Linked DNA regions of Homo sapiens: region 1 is linked to region 2. Evidence: read pairs that join two places in POLR2A ChIA-PET (ENCODE). Cell type or tissue: MCF 10A. All regions are shown on one strand. Each heading gives the region's core, and the rest is flanking DNA. Links, peaks and the distances in the headings are about the cores only.

Evidence for each region. ChIA-PET counts read pairs that join two places held together with the same protein. Peaks named below come from ENCODE experiments on the same cell type or tissue, not always from the same donor. Only the 100,000 strongest peaks of a DNase experiment are listed, where the experiment ranks them.
Region 1: POLR2A ChIA-PET joins it to region 2 with 8 read pairs; 2 of 35 experiments call an interaction of 5 or more read pairs at or near these places.

Annotation. Positions count from the first base shown.
Region 1 is chr10:90,004,114-90,009,492 of GRCh38, reverse strand. No RefSeq gene overlaps it. Among named protein-coding and RNA genes, the nearest start is that of LINC01375, 49 kb to the right of the region's middle. In MCF 10A, for the core only: no CTCF peak of the experiment used is centred there; a DNase peak (open chromatin) is centred at 2,102.
Region 2 is chr10:90,172,269-90,177,647 of GRCh38, reverse strand. LOC105378426 (a long non-coding RNA gene) reads right to left here. Exons shown (of 4, transcript XR_946198.3): 1 at 4,583-5,379; 2 at 4,353-4,417; 3 at 4,208-4,243; 4 at 1,423-2,100. Among named protein-coding and RNA genes, the nearest start is that of LINC01375, 220 kb to the right of the region's middle. In MCF 10A, for the core only: no CTCF peak of the experiment used is centred there; a DNase peak (open chromatin) is centred at 2,137.

The sequences.
Region 1 (5,379 bases), core at 583-4,582, 170 kb after region 2:
CAGCCCCAAGTATTTCTTCCTTTTGGGTCTATTCAAGGTTCTCCAACAAGACTGCTAGTTCTTTCAAGGTAAGGAGTCCAGTTCATCATTCTTTCTATACCCCCAAGAAACTTCATGAGTGCTGACACACAATTAGTGTTGATGATTTGGTTTTCCAATTATTTGATCCTTCTAATGGTGACAACTTCAGACACTGTGACAAGTAATGGTGAGAGATTTGAGGGCAAATGGACTTTGGTGCCCCAAATCTCCGTTATGTGTAGCATGTGCTGAAAACATTCTGTATTTCTTTGAATTCTGGATCCGCTGTTTACTGTCTGCCTTACTGTGGCTAACTTTCTAACCTCTCTGAGACTCTGTTTCCATACATAGAATAGAAGGCATATAAGAGTAGTAATAGTCCCTTCTTCCTAGTGCTGAGACAATTAAACAAGAGTAACACATGAAAACAACAGAAGCTATGTCTGGCTTACAAGAAGCAGCCAATAACTGTTAACTATTGTTACTACCACTATGTATCATTATTATCATTATTACAAAGATAAGCCTGCAGTGACAGTTGCTATACCTAGAGTGGTAGTTTTTCAAACCAAAGCTCAGAGGTTGGATTTTTATAGTTAGAATTTTATCTGCTATGAATCTAGGAATTACAGTTTATCCTTAACAGTTATAGCATCATCTAACATACTGTACTCTTCCTTCAGTTCCATTAAGTGGGCTCTGCTAATTATTAAGGTAGAAAACTATGTAATTGCCTGTTAAATTCCACCTTCTGGAGAACTGACTTTTAAATGCAGACTCTTCAAAGTTTCTGTGATGTTTAATTCTATGTGTCAACTTGGTGGGTGTTTTGGGATGAGATTAACATATTAGTCCATGGACTTTGAACAGCAGATTGCCTTCCATAATGTGAGTGGGTCTCATCCAATCAGTTGAAGGCCTGAATAGAACAAAAAACCCAATATCCCTGAGCAAGAGGGAATTCTCCAGCAAACTACCTCAGGCTTCATCTGCTGCATAGCTTTTCTGGGTATCCAGTTTGCCAGCCCACAAAGCAGATTTGGGACGTGCCAGCCTTTGTAATTGTGTAAGCTAATTCCTTATAATAAACCTCTTGGTTCAGTTCTTTTCAGAACCCTAAGTAAATCAGCTTCCTAAGACATTTTGTTATCTATGTTCCTTTTAGAATAGTCCAGAAATGTAACACCTACGCCTCCCAGAGCTTTGCCTGGAGGCAGAATAACACAGGAGGTAGACTCAGGCTTTAAAGACCAACATGGGTTCAAATTCCGACTCTGCCATTAACCGTGGATGAATCACTTTATTTCTCCCAGCCTCAGCTTTTTCATCTGGAGAATGGGGGGAAAAAAGCAATTATAAATTTGTTCAGTGCTTGGAAAGCTTCTGGGACATAGTAGACACACAATAAATTGTACTTAACATTACTAACTAGTAAAAACAATATTGTCTACCCCCAAGTGGGCAAGATTGCCACTAATTTGCCTAGTTCTCACAGGAGCTGAAAGAAAAGTACACTTCTTAAATCTCAAAGAATACCCTAGTTTTTATTCACTAATCAATATTCAGCCAAGGACTCTGCCCTATTTTTGTCATTTCTCTGAATGCTGTAAACCTCAGGTAATCAACCTCATTGTTTAGCTGCATTTCTCTCTACAAAGTTATTCGTAACAAGATCACAATTAGGTGCAATTATCTTCAGAGACTGAACTATAATCACCACAGAATGGAATTAAGTTTCCATATTATAAAGGAATTTAAGAAGTAAAGCATCTTGCCATCTTTGACAAACTATTCATTTGCTTGTTCCGTTGCAAAAAAATTATAATTTGAAAAACTGTTTTTTCGACCAAAACCCAATGGGACAGCTCACAGGTTCCTACTTACAACTGGTATTTCCCTAGATAGGATTTCTCACAGGAGAAGAATTTCAATTTATTTAGCACATGTTAAATGCCAGGCACTATGGTTGATGTGTCACACATTTTATCTGATTTCATCCTGACTGCACTTTCATAAAATTGGCATTAGAAATCCTATGTGAATGATTCAAAACTTGAGGCTTAAAGGGGTGAGGTTAATTACCCCATGTCATCAGCATTCAAATCCAGACTTGTCTTATTCCACAGTCTACTGTTGTCAATACTACACTGTCTCCTTCAGGTGAACGGCAACATATTCTTTCTTCCAGAGTTGACAAGTCCCTGAGCATAATGAGAATTCCATGACATGAGCAAAATAGTTGTTTCTTTCTCATTGGTGAGTAAAGTTTTAAAACTATAACATTTGGCTATTTTCCTCTGCTTAATATAGTATATTTTAGTATAATTAACATAACAATGTAATATACTACAAAACACACCTGGCTCAGTGCCTTCTTCCCCAAATCAAGTCCTTTTAGAATCCTGATTGCCTATGATACGCACTTGTACAACGTATCCAGTGCCCTTATTCTTTAATCTTTTCATCCTCAACAACTTTTCTCAAACCTTAGCCAATTAGTTTCATTACCATGAGACTTTGTTATCATAAAAACTATTCTACCACTCAATCATTAACCAAGCATCCCACCATCTGTCCTCTTTTCTTTTGTTTTATTAACTCTCTTCATTTTCAATGACTTTCTGCTGTCCTGGAACAAAAATTAAATTTTTAATAGGGCCTAAAATACCAGCTCCACACCCACTTTTCGAATTTCATATAACACTACTCTCTTTTTAGAAACTCTTGACATCACCATGCACTCTCCCACCTCAGGGCATTTGCACATACTATTTTCTCTACCTGAAATAATCTTCTCATTCCAATCCTTTCACCTACAAAATTCTATTAATTCTTCAGACTCCAACTCTAAATTAGTATGGAACATGTTGAGATAATCAGCTAGTTACTAGAAACAAATAAAACTGAATTCCCATCTAAGATGTTACAACAAAGTGAGTTCCATGTGAATTAAAAATTAGAATAAAAAATAAAAAAACATAAAAGATGAAAATTTAATGAATATGTATATAGACTAGAAGTGGAAAGGCCATTCTAAACAAAACATCAAAGACAGAAAGCATAATGAAAAATATAATTAGATTTTATACATGAAACTTTAAAAAACTTATATATGAAAAAGAACAGAGAAAAAAGATTAACAGGAAAAAATATTATCATATATGAAAACATCAAATTAAAAACATCAAGACATAAAGATCTTATGAATCAATTTATTAAAAATCTAAGCCACAACAGAAAAATGGACAAGGTATATGAAGAATTATTCATAAAAGGACTAAATGTAGTCAAAAAACATGAAAAGATGTTCAGCCTCACTAACAAACAAATACAAATTAAATATCAATTAGATTTATCTTATTTATTTTATTTTATTTTATTTTATTTTGAGATGGAGTTTCGCTCTTGTTGCCCAAGCTGGAGTGCAATGGTGCGATATCGGCTCACTGCAACCTCCGCCTCCCAGGTTCAAGCGATTCTCCTGCCTCAGCCTCCTGAGTAGCTGGGATTACAGGCATGCATCACCATGCCAGGCTAACTTATTTATTTATTTATTTATTTTTTGTATTTTTAGTAGAGACGGGGTTTCACCATGTTGTCCAGGCTGGTCTGGAACTCCTGACCTCAGGTGATCCACCCACCTCGGCCTCCCAAAGTGCTGGGATTACAGGCATGAGCCACCGTGCCTGGTCTATCTTATTTTCTTATTTAATTTGTGATAATATTTTAAAAGGCTGGCAAGGGAGCATGAAAATATAGTACTTCCAAAACTGTAGGGAAGACTATAAATTTATTTTAAAAAAAACTTTCTGAAAGGCAAGTAGGCAAAATATTTAAAAATTTTTATTACATAACTTTGACCTGTCAATTCCACTACTTGAATTACAACCTAAAGAGTGTATCATACACCTTCCCCACATTTTTAACCTCCTTATTCTATTGCCCCCTGCCATCCGTGGAACTCCTCCAAAACTATTCTCTCTAAGGTCACCAATGGTCTCCATGACACTAAATTCACACTTCTCACTTCCAACATCATTTAACTTGCATTGGCATTTTAACAAAATTCACCACTTTCTCCATCCAGAGCAATATTTTTTCTCTTGCTTTCTGTGACCCACATTCTCTAGTTTTGCTCCTGTTTTTTAAAGTACTTTTCCTCAGTACCAACTCATCTCCCCTTTACCATCTTCCATTATAGGAATTTCTCGGCTGTCTGACCTGGTCCTCATCCTACGGTTTTTAAGTGATCCCATTTTCTCCCATGGTTTTAGTTACCATCTATATGTTTATGACTCAAAAAGCTGTAACTCTAGGTCAGTCATCTCACATGAGCTGCCAAGCTATATGTTTTACTATCTATAGACATCTCCATTTTGAGACCTAGAAGTAACTCAAAATCAACATGTCCTAAACTGATAACAACTTCCCCCCTCAAAGCAACTTCTCTACCAAGAAACAGAGTGAATGGCACTTCATTGCTTGCACCAGAAATTTGAGATTCTCACTTGATTCTTCCTTCTCTTTCATGCTCAACAACTAATCATCGATTACTATCAATTTCATAAGTAAAATTTTAAATTCAGAGTGACCATGTTATTCCTCTGCTTAAAATCCTTTAATATCAAATACTATGCAGCCATAAAAAATGATGAGTTCATGTCCTTTGTAGGGACAAGGATGAAGCTGGAAACCATAATTCTGAGCAAACTATCACAAGGACAAACAACCAAACACCACATGTTCTCACTCATAGGTGGGAATTGAACAATGAGAACACTTGGACACAGGAAGGGGAACATCACACACCGGGGCCTGTTGTGGGGTGGGGGGAGGGGGGAGGGATAGCATTAGGAAATATACCTAATGTAAATGATGAGTTAATGGGTGCAGCACACCAACATGGCACATGTATACATATGTAACAAACCTGTACGTTGTGCACATGTACCTTAGAACTTAAAGTATAATAAATATATATATATATATATTTTTTTTTTAAAAAAGTATATAAATCTCACAGAAGTCAAAGACTGAAGCCAGAATTCCAATGGACATCATGGAAAATGGAAAGCTATCAGGACCAGAGTTGCTCTGTGTTTAATCTTCATTCTCTCTCTCTCTGTCTCTCTTTCTTTCTTGAGACAAGTCTCACTCTGTTGTTCAGGCTGGAGTGCAGTGGCACAATCACAGCTCACAGTAGCCTCAACTTCCTGGGCTCAAGCTATCCTCCCACCACAGCCTCCTGAGTAGCTGGGACTACAGGTACCTACAACCACACCTGGATAATTTTTTCTTTTGAAACAGGGTCTTGCTCTGTCTCCCAGGCTGGAGTGCAGTGGTGCAATCTCAGCTCAC
Region 2 (5,379 bases), core at 548-4,547:
AGCAGTTGGAGACAATAACTAATAATATATGACTCCTTATCTTTGTAATCAGTTTTTCTGTGCCAGAAAACTAATTCAGAAGATAGAGCAGTAAGTGAGAAATGAATACTTTTGTACACTTTTCACCAAGAAGGTGGTGTGGTATTGGGCAAGTCACTATCATAGGCCATCCAACCAAATCTTCAAGCAGATTGATTTTCTGGAATATCATAGTTGATGAGACTATAAATGATTTAAGTAATGTAAGAAAAATATCGGGGTTTCAAAGATTAAGACTAACAAAACCAAAAGAATGAGAATGAAGAGATAGGGAATAAGAAACAAAGGAGAAAAAGAAGAAACTTGGAAGTGCTGAAAATGGTTATATCTAGACCAGAGTTTGCCCAACCATGGCCAGCAGGCCAAATGTGACGGATATTTGATTCTGTTAATAAAGTTTAATTGGAACAAAGCCACGTTCATTTGTGTATGCATTGTCTATGCCTGTTTTTGAGCTATGGTAACCAGATCTCATAAGAACTCACTCACTGTCACAAGAACAGTACCAAGGGGATGGTACTAAATCATTCCTGAGAAGTCTGCTCCCATGATCCAATCGGCTCCCACCAGTCCCCACCTCCATCATTGGGGATTACATTTCAACCTGAAATTTGGACAGGGACACATATCCAAATTATGTCACTTATCATGGTCTTTTTTTTCTTTTCATTTTTATTTTTTGAAACTGAGTCTCATTCACTCTGCCTTCCAGAGTGCTTGGATTATAGACGTGAGCCAGTGCTCCTGGTGACTTATCGCAGTCTTGAAGCCCTTGACTACGTCTTTCAGATCCTCATAGCGGCCATGTGCTGATATTCAGATCTCAGCACAGATGTCTTCTACTCAAAGAAACCATCCCTAATAATCCCAGCTAAAGTACCATCCTCCCTACTCATTCTGCATTAATCCTCCCTACTCATTCTGCATTAATTCACCCTGTTTTATTTTCTTCATTGCTCTCTTGGCTATCTAAAATTATCTTGTTTATTTGTGTACTTCCTCTCACCAAAACAGAGACCTTGTCTCTCAAGTTTATGGTTGCAATCTCAATGTCTAAAACAATTCCTAGCCCTCAAGTTCTCTACATGAGTTTGTTAAATAAATGAATTAGTGATTGAATGACTAATTTATTTGAATATTGCTTCAGTCAGATTCATACTCTTGGAGGCCAAAGATCATACAATTATTATATCCTTAGCACATTATATCATAAAAGATGGTGTTTCATTCTAGAAATATGCAAACTATAATTGAATTAGCTTAAACACTAAGGCATTCTTATGAGATGACAGATATTGATAATACTGATCTTTACAGGTTTTGAACATTTCAGGTGATGGTTACGGTTCCAACTTGCCGAAATGGATAATTATTTTTGCCTTCAGACTACAATAAACATTTGCAAATATCCAGTTTATTTATACTACTATACATTCATCCATAGGTAAAACCTACAAATTCACTCAATTGGTAAGAAAAAAGATTGCAAACCTAGCATCTTCAAAAGTGGTGCATTTCAGAACTAGTCATGGAGTTAGATGTCTGACACTATTGCAATGAAGCAAAATAAAAGGGTCTATTTATATTTTAGTTCTTTCTTTGATGACATTAATCATATGTGCTTTTGTTAGTTCAAGCTTGGTTCAAGATGAATAGGGAATAGAGTAGACCTCTGAATGTCATAGTCTTTTACTTTTAAGGTAATTTACCTACCAAAGAAAGAGAAAAATCAGTATTTGCAGGTGCAAATTCATTCAAAGTCAAGTCAGCTACCCAAAATCTAAGTTGTTATAAGTAGAGATGCTATGCTTGAAGTTCAGACCCTAGCTATTGAAATAAATTACTAGTGAAGGAAGAAATTGATTCTAATTCTGTAAGAGAAGGGACCTTAGAAAAAACCTGTCTTACATCCCACACGTACATTTGTCCAGATCTGAGGCAGTTATGTGCCAGCACTTGCAGTTCGAGAGCGGGTGAATGTGTCATCTGGGGAGGCAGCTGGCAGGCGTGGTAGGGCACAGTCATTTTGCAGGTCATGGCATTCCAGCATCTGCTCCCTAGCTTTGCAGATCCAGAAAATACAAAGTGTCAGTGTACTTGTAGTTGATTAATCCCTGGGAATTTACAAGAGACCAATGTACAAAGCAGAGTGCCAATTTTGCAATTCACTCTAAGAAATGTAATTGCCAAGTGGTCCAGAATGTTTATGTCAGCAGGAGAACACAGCCTTGCAATGACATGAGAGGGTAGGTCATAATCAGGAGTTTGCCGAGTGAGCCCAGACTGGGAGCAGGAGGAGGAAGCTGGATGACCTTAATCACCAGTGCCATTAGGCCTGACACATCCATTTTCAAATTGAGATTTACTTGCCAAGAAAGCAGGACACTTGGATTCGCCGGCCGGTGCTGGAAACACACTGACAATTCTTGCTCACTGGCCTTACTTTTTGCATATTCCTTGCCAGACACCCATGCATCCTCTCTTCACCTACATTAATACCATTGAATACAATATGTGTTTCTTTTACAGTCAATGAGGCCTCATTATTAAGAGTAATGAGCTAATATTTATTGAGTGGAAATAAGAGCTATATGCATGCTAACCACTCATGGGCAATTTTGTTATAATACTTGTTTTGAAAACAGAAACTTGTTCCAGAATGAAATGATATATTAGGGAACAACTTGAACATAATGTGAATTTTGTTTGCTTATGCACAACTTTTTTCCTCAAGAAACACCAATCGAATACAGAAAATGGCACTCAGATGAAGCAAACTGCTTAGGAATACACAAAATATATGCAGGAACACACTTTGAACATCTACCAGCTGCCTCAGTTCACCACATATGTGATGAGTCACATTGTCCACACCCAGTGTTAAAACTTTTTGGCCAATTTCGGATAGTGCTGCATCTATCATGCCACAATAACTCACAAGCTGAACCCTATTGACACCCAGTTGCACAAGCAAACTTTGGATCTTTTTTAAAGTAAAGGGCCGTATTTATTGTACTATGTATGTATTTCCTAACCATTTAACACACATAAAACAGCACCACCATTTCATTAAAGTCCTATCATCTCTTTGCATGTGTCACTGATGTTTTAGTGTTGTGCCTCTAATCCCACTTTTCTCATGAGCCTGTGGTTTCTTGTGTGATTTTGCATAGCATGGTGATTTTTAGGAAGGCATATGCTGTGTTCTAGCAGAAATGACTGTACCTTATTGTCTAGTATAATTCTTACCAAAACTATCATTTTTCATGTGAGGAAAATGAGATTCAAAGAGTTTGAGTAATTTACCCAAGAATAACATCTGGTAAGTGGTTAAGCAGAGATTCAAGCTATCTGCTGTGACATATTATGAAAACCTTGGGTCTCTCATTTGATATAGGAGCCAGCTTATGTTTTGAGGTGGATTTCACCAAGACCTAACAATAGCTCTCATGTACTCAGAGGCAATGTAGTGAGGTGGTTAAGAGTATGCCTTCTGGAGCCCTGGTACCTGGGTTCAGATCCTGGCTCTGCTGTCTGTGACCTGCGTGACAATGGGCAAGTTACCTAACGTGGCCTATTGTTGCAAAATGGCCCCAAGAATCTCCTTCATTATAACCCTGCCTTTTGCAATGTGATTTGCTATTGAGAGACAGATTTTATTTCCTCATGCCATGAATCTGGGCTGGCTTTTTGACCTGGTGTGATGAACAAACTATGGCAGAACCAAAAGTGATCCACCCCCAAGGTTAGGCCTCAGGAGCCCTGAAATGCTTCACTTGTTCTCCTGGAATGCTGCCACCACCATGAGGACAAGGCCAGATTAATCTGCAAGGGAATTAAAGATCACATGGCCCACTCACCCCCTCCCAGATGAGGAGTCAATGACCAGGAATGTGAATGAGGCCGTTGCAGACTCCCCAGGCCCCAGTAAGCCAATTGCTAATTGCAGACACATAAGTGGCACCAACCAAGATCAGCCAAACCAGGCCCAGATTAACAGAATTATTATTTTACATTGCTAGATCTGGGAGTTATTTGTTGCATGGAGAAAAGGCCAGGTGATACATTTAACTTCTCTGTACATCAACTATCCAAACTGTGCAATGGAAAAAGTAACAGAGTTGTGAGGAGCAAATGAGTTAAATATATGAAATACTTAAAATAATACCTTAGGTGTTAAGCTCTGTTCTGATTGTCTGGTCCTCTACGAACAAAAATGGTGGATAAAATAATAATAAATTATTATTATTATTTCTCAAGATTCTGAGGGTTGACAGGGCTCAGTTAGGTAGTTCATGCTTGGGATCTCTTACACAGTTGCAGGCAGACAATGGCTAGGGCTGGAATCTTCTTCAGGGTTTCTTTACTCAAATGGTACCTGGAAAAGAAGACTCAAAATTTGGAGGCTGGCAGCTGGACCAACTGGAACTCAGACATCTCTCTCTCTCTCTCTCTTTCTTTCTCTCTCTCTCTCTCTCTCCCTCTCTCTCTCTCCCCCCACTCCATCTCTATAAAAGGTAATTTGAGTTACTGTATTGCTTACTTGCCAGCTGAAGATTCTCAAAGTGTGTTTCCACGAGAAATAAGCATAAGCTGGGTGGGCTTTTAGATCCTAGACTCAAAAGCCATGCAGTGTCACTTTGACACATTCTGTTCACCCAGGCAGTCAAAAGGTCAGGGCAAATTGTGAAGGGAAGGGATGTCCACTCCATGTCTTCATGGGAACTGTGTTAGAGAATTTGTAGATGTGTTTTAATACCACCATGATATCTCTATACGTGCATCCATAATTACATCATTCTCACAGCAACCCAACAAGGTTAGTTACAATAGTATGTCCATTATCAAAATGAGGAAACCTTGCCTGGGAGAGAATAAATAATTTGCCAATGATCACAAAACTGATAATTCTCGGAGCCTTCACTCCAACCAGGATGTTCTGAGTCAAAAGTCTGTAATTCCAATCTGTATGGGATACTACTAATCTTACTCATTTTGTGTAGGTGTCACAACCAACACACCTAGAGAGCAAAATAATCTCTGAATTGGGAGATACTCAATTATCACTCCCACATGTGACACGGGATGCGCCCACATACACACAAATAACTGATTAACCCTGTTGTTCTGAACCCTTGTTGCAAGCCCTGAACTCCACTGTTATAAAAATTATTAGTTTATTGGAAAGAAGAAGAAGAATGTGGTGAGGAATAAAAATTGAGAGTTCTCTCTCCCACAGAGGCTCACGTAGCTCTTGACTACATGGTCTAATCCTTTTCAGACTCCCTCAACTTATTCTTATTATACCTTCTGAGTGTGGTAAAGTGTGGAGAAAGATCT